3 separate regions of the Homo sapiens genome follow, and all the other regions are linked to region 1. Evidence: read pairs that join two places in POLR2A ChIA-PET (ENCODE). Cell type or tissue: K562. All regions are shown on one strand.

The links. Peaks named below come from ENCODE experiments on the same cell type or tissue, not always from the same donor. Only the 100,000 strongest peaks of a DNase experiment are listed, where the experiment ranks them.
Region 2: POLR2A ChIA-PET joins it to region 1 with 5 read pairs; 2 of 35 experiments call an interaction of 5 or more read pairs at or near these places.
Region 3: POLR2A ChIA-PET joins it to region 1 with 13 read pairs; 17 of 35 experiments call an interaction of 5 or more read pairs at or near these places.

Annotation. Positions count from the first base shown.
Region 1 is chr3:40,312,649-40,316,648 of GRCh38, reverse strand. No RefSeq gene overlaps it. Among named protein-coding and RNA genes, the nearest start is that of EIF1B, 4.9 kb to the right of the region's middle. RefSeq lists a silencer at 3,717-4,000. In K562, no CTCF peak of the experiment used is centred here; a DNase peak (open chromatin) is centred at 2,470.
Region 2 is chr3:40,015,439-40,019,438 of GRCh38, reverse strand. The region is part of intron 2 of MYRIP (myosin VIIA and Rab interacting protein); the gene reads right to left. Among named protein-coding and RNA genes, the nearest start is that of MYRIP, 210 kb to the right of the region's middle. In K562, no CTCF peak of the experiment used is centred here; no DNase peak of the experiment used is centred here; H3K27me3 peaks cover 482 bases.
Region 3 is chr3:40,190,243-40,194,242 of GRCh38, reverse strand. It overlaps MYRIP (myosin VIIA and Rab interacting protein), which reads right to left. Exons shown (of 17, transcript NM_015460.4): 10 at 3,780-4,000. The region is part of intron 2 of EIF1B-AS1 (EIF1B antisense RNA 1); the gene reads left to right. Among named protein-coding and RNA genes, the nearest start is that of EIF1B-AS1, 120 kb to the left of the region's middle. In K562, CTCF peaks have their summits at 1,443 and 2,184 (motif pointing left); DNase peaks (open chromatin) are centred at 1,412 and 2,202; H3K27me3 peaks cover 657 bases.

The DNA of each region.
Region 1 (4,000 bases):
TTGTCTGGTGATGTCTTCCCCACAAAATTTAGGCTGACATGGATAACCTAGAAAAGAGGATTTAAAATACTCACAATACAAGGAAATGATAAATGTCTGAAGTGATGGATATGCTAATCGCCCTGATTTGATTTTATATTGTGTACATGTATCGCAATATCACTTTGTATCCCACAAACATGTATATTACATGTCAACTAAAATTAAAAGGGAAAAATAAATTTAAAAATAAAAACGCCAGGTGCGGTGACTCACGCTTGTAATCCCAGTACTTTGGGAGGCAGAGGTGGGCGGATCACCTGAGGCTGGGATTCGAGACCAGCCTGACCAACATGGAGAAACCCCGTTTCTACTAAAAATACAAAATTAGCCGGGCGTGGTGGTGCATGCCTGTAATCCCAGCTACACGGGAGGCTGAGGCAGGAGAATCACTTGAACCCAGGAGGTGGAGGTTGTGGTGGGCTGAGATCATGCCATTGCACTCCAGCCTGGGCAACAAGAGTGAAACTCCATCTCAAAAATAAACAAATGAATAAATAAATAAACATTTTTAAAAAGTTCTCTCTCTACTTTCCAGACAGTATGTTGTTCCTTGCCAGTGGACTCGGGATGTGGGGTCTGGGGTCTGGCACCCTGGTAAGAATGGGTAAAGGACACATGGAGACAAACTCTGGGGTTAAAGCTAGCCTCCTTCTGGACCATTCTATAGACCTCAGGCCTTCAAAACCCTCTAGACTAGAACAGGGAGCTGCAGTTGAAGCCTGAGCATGAGGCCTGAGATCAATTAGATTCCCTGTGGGGGCTTTAAGCTTCTTTTGTGCCTTGAACGAATGGTGCCTATCTATATGTCATTGCTTTTTGCATGAAAAATGTCTGTAGGCTGTTCACTAGTTTGAGATGAAGGCACCTAGATCCAGCATCATGCAGCATCAGGGCCCTCACCCTCAGTTCACAGGTGCAGAGCTATCTATATACCAGAGCAGATCTACTGCTACCCGTGGTGGGTTCAAAATCAGACTGATGACTTACCAGGTAAGCCACCTGACCCATGATGGTATCCTCACAAGCCGATGCTGAGTTTAAATTGCCATTTCAGTTTTTTTTTTTTTTTTTTTTTTTTGAGACGGAGTTTCACTCTTGTTGCCCAGGCTGGAGTGCAATGGCACGATCTCGGCTCACCACAACCTCTGCCTCCTGGGTTCAAGTGATTCTCCTGCCTCAGCCTCCCGAGTAGTTGGGATTACAGGCATGCACCACAACACCTGGCTAATTTTGTATTTTTAGTAGAGATGGGGTTTCTCCATGTTGGTCAGGCTGGTCTCGAATCCTGACCTCAGGTGATTCGCTTGCCTTGGCCTCCCAAAGTGCTGGGATTACAGGCATGAGCCACCGCACCCAGCCTTAAATTGCCATTTTAAGTTCTCCCGTGTAGCTCAGAGAATCCCTAAAGTCATCTAACACAATAATGCTGGGTAAGGAACATTGGAGGAGTCTGGCATTCTCTCCTCTCATCAGTATTAATTCCACTCTGAATGGTTTTCCAGGAAGGAAGAAATATAGCCTAATCCTCTGATTTATGGGTTTTTTTTCCATGCTTCCATTATCCAGATAAAAAGGAGTTAAGTGCCTACATGACTATGTGAAGAGTGTTCAATGCTGAGGCCTCTTTATATAATTTTGCTCCTGCTTAATTCTAGCTGATTCCCTTGGCCCTTTGATCCCAGACAAGCACAATGTCACCTGGCTACCTCTTGCTTGTCAAGTGATCACAGTCCACAATTGAGGACTCTCTTGGATTTAGTACAGCAGGATCATGCCTTTGTTTCTCTCCCAAATGGACCTTTGGCTTGGTAAGGGGAGTCCTCAGAAACCCAGTGCAGCTGGTGTGTGGAGGTGGTCGAATGAGGTTGCCTTTTTCCAAGCTGTCATTACCCATTCCATTAGGTGGAGCCAGGCTGGTGGCATACACGTGACACACAGAAGCCTGCATTACAGCTCCATATTTCTCAAGTTATTTTGGCTAACTGCCATCATGACTGAAACTAGAACTGTCCCTTCCATATGATCAGAGCCACCCCGTTTCTGGAATGGTTAAGAGAACAGTTCCTGTTACTCGAGTTCCTAAGCAGGTTGATCAGACTGCTTCCATGGGGTTTCCTCGGCCTCAGGAGAGCCAGGACTGAAAGGTGGAGGACATTGCTGCTGGCAGCACTTTACTCCAGGCTATGATTCAACCAAAGGTCTTAACTTCCTAATGGCGTCTCCAAGTTTAAAAGTCTAGGGATAAACCTATTTGTCTTCTACTTGGTATTACGCATTGTGCACCCTGAAGTATAAACCACTAAAGAAACTGCAGATCAAGACCTTCCAACATGGAAGACACAGAGAGATATCCAGTTTGGCTACTGCCAGTTTGCTGCATCTCTAAGACATGTTATCTTTCCTCCACAGTTATACAATGCCTCCTCGTCTCTTTCTTGCTCTAAAGATTGGGACTGCCCCACAAGTTCAAAGTCCAATCAGGTGCTGGAACTCATAGGCTGAAGGGAAGAGAATCAGGAAAGGTGCTCTTCATGAAATCCAGAGGGAAGTTTTCCTTAAGCCTTTTAATCCCACCCACTTTGGACTCACACAGGAAGTGATTACTACAGAGCTTGTCTATGGGTCCCAGGATGAGGGGTGCTTTCTTTCCCATCTAATGTAAATTATTTTCTTGGCACTAGCTCAGCTCTCAGCAGATGTTATCTATTTAGGCAGCACTTGAATGTGGCTGTTAATATAAATTTCTGCTTTACCATTTCCACAGCACCCCTCAACAGGGTGCTACTATACAATATTACAGATGAAAAAGTAGGAGGTTCTTAGTAACTTGGAAAATTCTCCCAAACTTCTTGATCTTCTTCATCAAACTGTATTGATGTTTTCCAGAAATGTGCTTATCAAATTTGGGTCTATATTCTGCTGTATACTTCTTGTCTGTCTTACTGTATTGGAGGAAGGATGAGGTGAGAAAATAACAAACCTATTATTACTTAGTGTCTTTAAGAGGCAAACTTTGTGGGGGCTGATTTTGTTTTCCCAAAAACAGTATCACCAAAATATAGGCAAGGGCTCATTAGGGCTCACTGGCCCCAAAATAAGACTTTTTTTTTTTCCATACCATCCTCATGCAACTGTAGTAAGCTAAAAAGTTTGCCCATGCAGATGCATCTTTGCATCGGCTAAATGGTTTTAGTGGCGTGGCCCGTGCAACCAAGTAAATACTACTTAATAGAAAGGAGCCTGGAACTCAAGAAGATGAGCTGCAGAAATCTCTTAATTAAGAACTGCAAATTATATGTATTTTTAAGAGACAGAGTCTTGCTCTATTGCCCAGGCTGGAGAGCAGTGGTGCCACTTTGGCTCACTGCAACCCCCACCTTCCAGTTTCAAGAGATTCTGGTGCCTCAGCCTCAAGCAGCTGGGACTACAGGTGCACACCAGCTAATTTTTTGCATTTTTAGTAGACATGGAGTTTCACCATGTTGGCCTGGCTGGTCTCAAACTCCCAGCCTCAAGTGATCTGCCCGCCTTGGCCTCCCAAAGTGCTGGGATTATAGGCATGAGACACCGTGGCTGGTGGTTATTTCTTACACCACTATCACCCCTGGTCATTGTCATCTGTGGCTCTGGTTCACTTTGGTGAAACACATACCAAAATCATGATGTAGTAAAAGAAATTTCCTGGCTGGAATCTCTGGGCTGACACCCTGTCACTTTCTAGCACTCTTGGGAAATTAACCTGAGGCCCAGTGTTTTCCATCTGTAAGGCAGTGATACCATCAACCTACACTTGCAGGGAAGTGCCTGTGACTAAATATGCTTTATGTCACAAGACTATTACAGTATCTGGTACTTAGGGATAGACTTATGTTGGCAACTCAGTAACAACTGATAAGAACACAGAAAAGAACTCTATGTTCTAATACTGTTAAACTTCATACTCTTTAACAACATTTAA
Region 2 (4,000 bases), 300 kb after region 1:
TTGTGCTAGGCCAGGAAGGATGTGCAGGAGTTCACTAGCAGGAGAATGGAGCAGGATATTGTAGGGAGAGAAGACACCTTGTACAAAGGTACAGATACATAACTGAACGTGGTGTGTTTGAGAAGGTATGAGTGGTTGGTTCAGTAGTTGGAGTCAGAAATAGTGAGGAAAGGCTGGGGAGCAGGTTAAGTTTGTGGTTGGTCCTAAGGGGCCTTGCACACCACCCCAAAGAATGAACATTTTTTAAAGTAAATGGGACAAGAAGACAAATTCATTGGCAATGATGGGCAATGAAACTATCAATCTACTTTAAAAAGAGAAACCTCTGACACAAGAGAATGGATTAGAAGGTTGCTAGCAGGATCAGAGGAGAGACATTAGTTAAAACTTTTGGTAACAATGATGGTTACAAAAGCTGAGAGCATCAGGGAAGACCAGGTAAGGGAACTGAAGAGGAAGTAATGAAAAAGAGGTTTTTAAGTAGTCTGCTGCATAGAATGTTGGAGCTCATTGTAGTGAGAAGCTGGGGATGGAAGTGGGGTTTCTGGTATGGGCTGTTAGATAGGTGAGGTGTATTATTATTTGGGATCATTTCTTTCCAGTATTTTTCTCATGCTTATTTTTTGTGACTAGTTTATTGATTTGATTGTCCATAATGTTAGAAGCATTGCCTATGGAAGTAACCTCTTTTTGGAGTCCCTGGATTGCTATAATTACTGGGCCTATGGGAAAGGTAGAAGCTGTGAGAGGAAGGGGACAAGGGCCAATGCTGGCAAAGTCTGGACCAGGGAGGTGGCAGTGGAAGCAGGAAGGGTGATGTGGGCATGAGTGACATGGTGACGAAACATTTGAGAGGATGTGAAGCCTGGGATACAGGAAATGAGGGACAGGAAATGAGGGACCAAAAGACCACTCATGTCTTTGGTCTGCATAACCCATATGATAAGGGGAACACACTGTGGAGAGGAAGAAGAAAGTCAGAATGAAGACTGGGGTAGCAAACCATGCATTTAGTCTCACTCACTGAAAGCAAAGTGAACATGTTTAGCGGGAGACAGGAAAGCAGACTGGATAGAGCTCTGGAGAGAGAGAGACAAGCACTCGATTTATATCATGGCATCATCCTTGTAAAAGTGGGAGCTGAAACTGTGAGTCAATTTCTGATGGTAAAAGAGCAAAGAGAAGATATTGAAGATAAGCAGTGAAAATTACCAATAGTTAGGGAGCAAAAGAATACAAAAGCACTGATGAAACCAAGAAATCTGTCAGAGTGTTGAGACAGAGACCAAGATAATGCAGTAATGTGGCAGCCAAATAAGGAGGTGCCTCCAAAAGAGGGACAGGCAACACTAATTCATGTACATCTTGCTGAACTATGATTGATACATTCATAAGGAAACGAGAAAACTTCTAGTTTAAAGTTCATAGAGGTCTCAATTCTCTCATTTTGCATGAGAAATTAGTTCATTTCTGCCTGTTCACAATGAAAATGCACAGTAACACCCAGTCACAAATTAACAAAAGACAAAGCTGATTACTCATTAGGCTAAATAGTGAAAAGAGGGAAAGCCTTCACATTAAAAATATACATTTAACCTGCTAAACTGAAAACCAAATTGATTCTTTCTCCAAAAACTCACAGTCTGGCCTTATTAGACATCTTAGGTACAACTGGAATTTCCGGAGTAAGTCAGTTCCTTGTCTAATACTGCTCACCTTCAGACAAAAAAAAAAAAAAAAAAAAAGAAGTAAATTATTTCTTTATTTATTTTAGACTCTCAGCTCTTTTCCAGGAAATCTACCTGATTAAATGAATTTAGGAAATTGTTCAAAGTTCCCTTATGTATCTTTTTCAGAAAAACTTCTGTTGGTGCTAGGTATTCAAGCAAAACAAACAGAGATACAAATATGAGTAATTAGATGTTCAAAAGAATACAGAATCAGGGGTCAGCTGGGTTGGGTTTGAGAACTGACTTGTCTACTAACAGGCTGCCTCATCCTGAGCAAGCCCTACCTAATGAGAACTCAGTCTGCTCATGCGTTCAGTAAAGGGATTGAACCTGATCAAGGGTTATGGAGAGTTCCAGTTTCTATCTCTATCCAGCATTGTATCTAAACATACACTCATCGTTTTGTAGTGGTCATTTGGAGAACTGTATTAAGAAGAATTCTGAGGGCACATCTAGATACACTGGGAAAGGTGCCTTGTTTGATTAGTAATGTTTGCTTCATTCCTGGATGTGCAAGGAAGTGGGAGTGCAGGAGACTTGCATTTGGCTTTGCTTAAAGTTCTCTTCAAATTTTAAAATGTTATATTCCATGTATAGGTATCCAATATTTTGTTAAGTGGCTTTAAATAGTAAATTCAAAAAGACAGAGGTCAGAAATTCCAGAAATCCAAAAGACAGAAATCAGATCTCTGTAATTATGTCAATGAGGGGAATTGCATGTGGAGTTCAAGAACCCATTAGAGTGTGATCTTTGTATGTATCCTCTCAGAATTTCCATGTCCTCACCTGGAGAAGAAGGTAACACCTGGCCCTGCCCAGCAACTCTGGCCAGCTCTTTACAGGAAACCTGACTGAGCCATGATATATGGCAATCTGTGACTTGTAATCCGCACAAACTTTAACTGACTGCACGTATGCTTTGTGTACGTTAATAAGACACTGAGGGGTTGGGAGACATTAAGTTTGAGATACAGTAATTTCAAGCTGTGACAATGACCTCTGACTTAGATCAGATTCAATAAGCAGAGCCTGAGATGGAGACTGTGTTGAAAGGAATTCCCTCAGGTGGGGAGCAGTGAGAAAAACAGGGCTGGGCCAGGACAACCCGCTGAGCAAGGCTGCAGTCTTGGCTGTGGTCTGGTCTGCAGTCGGCTTCAGTCTGACCCCATGGGGAACTCTGGAGCATGGATTACAGCACAGAGTTATCCCACCTGAAGTAAGAGGGCTGGGCTTTTTGTATCCTACATCAGCTGGTCATTGGCAGAGATCTTGCCTCCAAATTGGGAAAAGGCTTGAAGGAGGCAGATCCTGTTTGGTGGAGGACGACTGGTTGAAAGGGCTGCTAAGGGCTCGCAGCTGCCCCACACTCACAGAACTGGGGGATAGGCATACCTGGCAGTGAAGGGGTTCTGGATGAGGCACCAACAGCCATTACTAAAATATCAAAGCAGAAATGTGGAATAGCCAAGAGGAAACACAGGTCGGAGGCTCAGAGGAGAAGCTGGGCAGAAGATAAAAATGCAGTAGTCACCAGCATAGAGATGGGAGTGGACACAATTATCCAAGGAGAAGAGGACAGAAGGAAGAAGGGAGTCTAGGACCAAGCCACCTGCTTACCTGTGAGGCCGGTAGACAGAGTAGGAGGAAATCAGGAGGGTGTGGGGGATGTGGCAAGAATTCTTCAAGGAGGGCATGGCCACCTTTGCCCAATGCCAAAAGAGGTCAAGCAATATGAGGACCAAAATGTGTTCACTAGAGTTACTAAAACCACTAGGAAGAGTGGTTTCAGTGAAGTGGGGAATGTTATAGAAACTGGACTGCAGTTAGGAGTGGTTTGTGAGATAAACTTTCTTATTTACTAAATTTCAAAATAGATATGATGTTAGGTTATAGGTGTTGTTCAGTTTTATCAACAGTATTATCATAATAATGTCTTTAAAAGACACAGAGTACAAAATAAGATCAATTGCCAAGTGCAAGCATGCACAGAAGTCCCTGCTGCAGATACACACTGAGGGCTGAGGGAGGAACAGCAGATGATGACAACCTGCCTGGCTGTCCTGGCTAAGGAGCTTACCAGGCCATGCCACTGGGCCAGCCTGTGGCACCCAACCCTTGTGCAGAATCTGGCTCCCTTGCAGAGGGGAATGCAGGGCCCCCTAGAGCTCCCCTCCTCTGGCATTGCCCTGCTATGACCCTGCTGGTCCCAGAATCCATGATTGTGAGGGAGATGTTCTTGGAATGTTACTGTAGCCTCTGTGAAAGGTGAG
Region 3 (4,000 bases), 120 kb after region 1:
AGAAGGATAAAGTACAGACGGTCTAAGGGGCTAAACTGAAAATAGAAAACTACGAAGGATTAGGAAGAAATTGGAAAAAAAATCCTTAACCCTTGCAAATTTAAGGCCTTAAGACACCAAATACAAAAATAATAAAGGAAATAACTGATAGTAACCAAAAATAATTGATAAATTATTATGAACAAAAATTTTTGTATGTAAAATATACTTAGGGCAAAAGAGACAAGGAGAGAATAGTTTCACGTGTAACCATCAAAGATCTGAAATCTATTATATAATTAGAAAATAAAACTAATTCCTAAAAATCAGTAAGAAAAAGACAAATAGTCCAATAAAATAACAGATAAAAAAAGTATAAATGTAAATTGCATATCAAGGCTAGCGGGATGGATGAAAGAAGAAAAGTGTAAATAGCTTTAAACACAGGAAAAATTGCTCAATTTCAGTAGTAATTATGAAAGTGTTAGCCAAAGAGGATTTTTTTCTTCACATAAAATTGGCAAAAATTTAGCAGACTGACAACACTATTGTTGACAACATGAGAGAACATACTCACACACTGTTATGGCTATGTAAATTGCTCTGAAGTTTTGGGAGCTTAATTTGGCAAGTCTATTTTAAAATTAAAGACCCATATACTCCTCCAGTCAGCAGTTCCACTTCTCATACTTGTATAAAGAGGTTTATGCTACAATACTCTCTGCGGTATTGTTTATAAAATCAAAACATTGAAAAAGTCTTTAAATATCCTATTATCCGCAGTACTGCTTATAAAATCAAGATATTGAAAAAGTCTTTAAATACCCATCATTATGGAACAGTGGTGAACCAAGGGGGTTAAGGAGTTAGGTGTTGGAAGCCACTGAACCAGGCAGGAAGAGTATGTTATCACTAGCATTGCTTAGAATTGTCTGGACATGGTGCAAGGTGAAAATAAGACTGACTTTTGTTGGATCTATTATTGTTTTAACATTCTCCACAGACAATGCATCCCCTATTGCACACCCTGGATAGACTTCTACAATCCCCACAGTCCCCCCTTGATACACCATCTCAATGTAATCTTTTGCAGGTTGAATGCCTAGGTCTGTGTGCCTTGTAACCTTGGGTCCTCCGGTTTTTGGGTGTGCACTGTGAAAAAAAAGTACCCACTTGTTACTGTTGCACCTTCAGTTCTTATTGTTTCAAAAAGTTCCCGGAAAAAGCTCAGTCCAGGAAAAACAAAAACTGGTTGGATCCCAGAGATGCCTGAGTTGGAGATGAGCTTTGGTGAACTTTCCTCATTACCATACTACAGGCCCCTCCCAGGGAGGAGCTTATTCTGCATTTTCTATACAGGTTACTATGTAGAAGCATGATGGGCAACTGCACCAGTGCTATTTTGTCTCCACCTCTATATACAATGACTCAGCTAACCAGCCCAAGAAAAGCCCTGTTTTCACCATTGTTTGGGGAGGCGCTGCTTTGAGGAGCTATCCCCAGCGTCCTTCTTACTTGTTGCAGGTAACAAAATCCTCTCCTTAATCCTCCTTGGTTGTGGTCATTGGACTGTTTTTGAACTCACCTGTTGTTGTGGGTAACATGGTGACACCTCGGTGACACCTCTATCACTTACTGTTAGGAGAAAGCAGTGGAAGCATATGGACAGCATGTTGCCAATTTTGCTAAAACACATTCACTGAACTATATTTCTAAATGTACTTTATGTATGAATGCACAAGATCTGCATGGATTCACACCAAATGCACTTGCAGTCATTTTGGTGGAGATGACAGGGATTTAGGGTTGTGGTCAAGGGGAATTGCATCTGTATGTTTTAAGTATTTTTTACATTATACTATATTCATTTATTTATATAATTAAAAAGTAAATAACTTAAATAAATATAAATATATATATGACATATATATATATGACATATATATATATATATGAAGAAAACTAACTGCCGCAGTAAATGAAATCAGAGGGAGAATTAGAAAGGTGAGGGCCTGTTGCAGTGGCTCATGCCTGTAATCCTGCACTTTGGGAGGTTGAGTAGAAGGATCGTTTGAGCCCAGGAGCTTGAGACCAGCCTGGGCAACACAGTGAGACTCTGCATTAAAAATAATGATAATAATAATTAACCAAAAAAAAAAACCCATCAGGGTTTTGATGTCTCTGGAAGTGCAGCACCATCCCCACCTAGTGGAGAGGAGTGGGTACTGCCACTAGCTCAAGGTCACTCCCCAGGAGGCAGAGGCAGTGCCTCTTCTCTATCAATGCCTTGCAAGGATTAGCAGAAGACAAATTTCAAGCCATTTCAGAATAAATAGAAAGCTAGTTGAGGTGGAGACGTGACATTTTACACCTGCAAGTGAATCATGCAGACAAACCCTCAAGAGTATCCTTTGAGGCAAATCATTCCATGTTTCTGGACAACAGTCTCCACTTGAGCTAGACAATAATGATTCACACTTGAACCAAAGTTTTTAATTTTATTCTAAGACCATAACAATCCCATGAGACAGATTTTTAATGATCTTCTGTTTTACAGAGGAGAAAACGAAGCTTGGACTAAATAAAATACCTTTTCTAGGCAATATGTTAGCAGGTCAATCAGGACTGATACCAAATTCTATGACTTGAGGACCTGAGTCCTCAATTGTCTTCATGGGGGCCTCAGGACCAGGGATGTGGCTGAGGCATTCATAGAAGATCTTGTAGAAGACACTGGTGAAATCTTGGACCATATCTTTGGACCTACGTGAGTTGTCTGCAGCCATAGGGGACACTATCTGGCCAAACTAAGAGTATAGGGCATGGCAGCTGGGCTCCACAAGGTTTGGTATTGAGTTGACAGTGATGTGCAGGTCTTCACCAGAAGAGGTGGGGGCAAGGGCAAGGGCATAGCACAATCAAAGTCACAGGGCTGGGAATGAGCAGGGTGTATTTAGAGAATATAAAGTTAGTCTGGTTGGGAGCCCATGAATTATCTGAAATTGTAAGCAAAAGCAAAATTGTGAGTATGTTTGTGCATGTGTGAGTGTGCATGTGTGAGTATGTGTGTGTATACAAGTGCATTTTTAAAGGGAGAAAATTCATGGCTTTAATCACATTTTTCTTGAACTAAACCATGTGGGAAGAACTACTGAGGATCCAGAGAAGGGGTCTGATGTAGACTAAAGAATCACAGAATATTGAAATAATGTTTACTGAGACCTAGTGTCACATCTCAGACAGAGCTTAGCTCTTTATAAACATCTCTTTCACTTGTCATGAACACCTTTTGAGGTGGGTTCTAATATCATCTTCATTTTACAGATGAGGAAACTGAGAACTAGAGAGATGCCTTGCCCAAGGCCACACAGTTGGATCTGAACCCAGGCAGTCTGACTCTAGATCCCTCACCCTAAACCCAAGGCCAGTGGCCCTCAAACTTGAGTGCACAGTAGAATCACCAGGAGGGCTTGTTAAAATAGACACGGCTGGGTCCCATGCCCAGAATCTCCAATTTGGCAGATTTCTAATGAGTTTCCTGGTGGTGCTGATGCTGCTGGTCTGGGGGCCACACTCACAAACCACACTTTGAATTCTAGGCTGTCATCTCCAAAGAGGACGTGGAGTCCCAAAGAGTTGATGTGACCTGTCTAGAGGCACTCAGCTACTTAGCTGCAAAACCAAGATGAGAATCTGGGTCTGCGGATTCCAAACCCAGGACTCTATGCCACTTGTGCTTGGAGTAGGGCACATCCTACCTAAAGAGTGTGTGTGCATTTGCACGCATGCACTTCCATTACCTGATGTGTGTCTAGATCCCGGAGCTGGGCGCTGGGGGAAGATGGTTCTTTGCTTGGCTCTTCTGAGCCCAGTCGGGCTCTTCTCCACCTCCTGGCCCGCCGGTCTGTGGTGTGGGGGGCCTCCTCCGGCTCGCTGCTGTCCGAGGTCTCCCTGCTGGCCAACTGGGGGTTGAAGTTCACGTCCAGCTCTCCATGCAAGCGCATCTTCTCAGCTGCAGGGT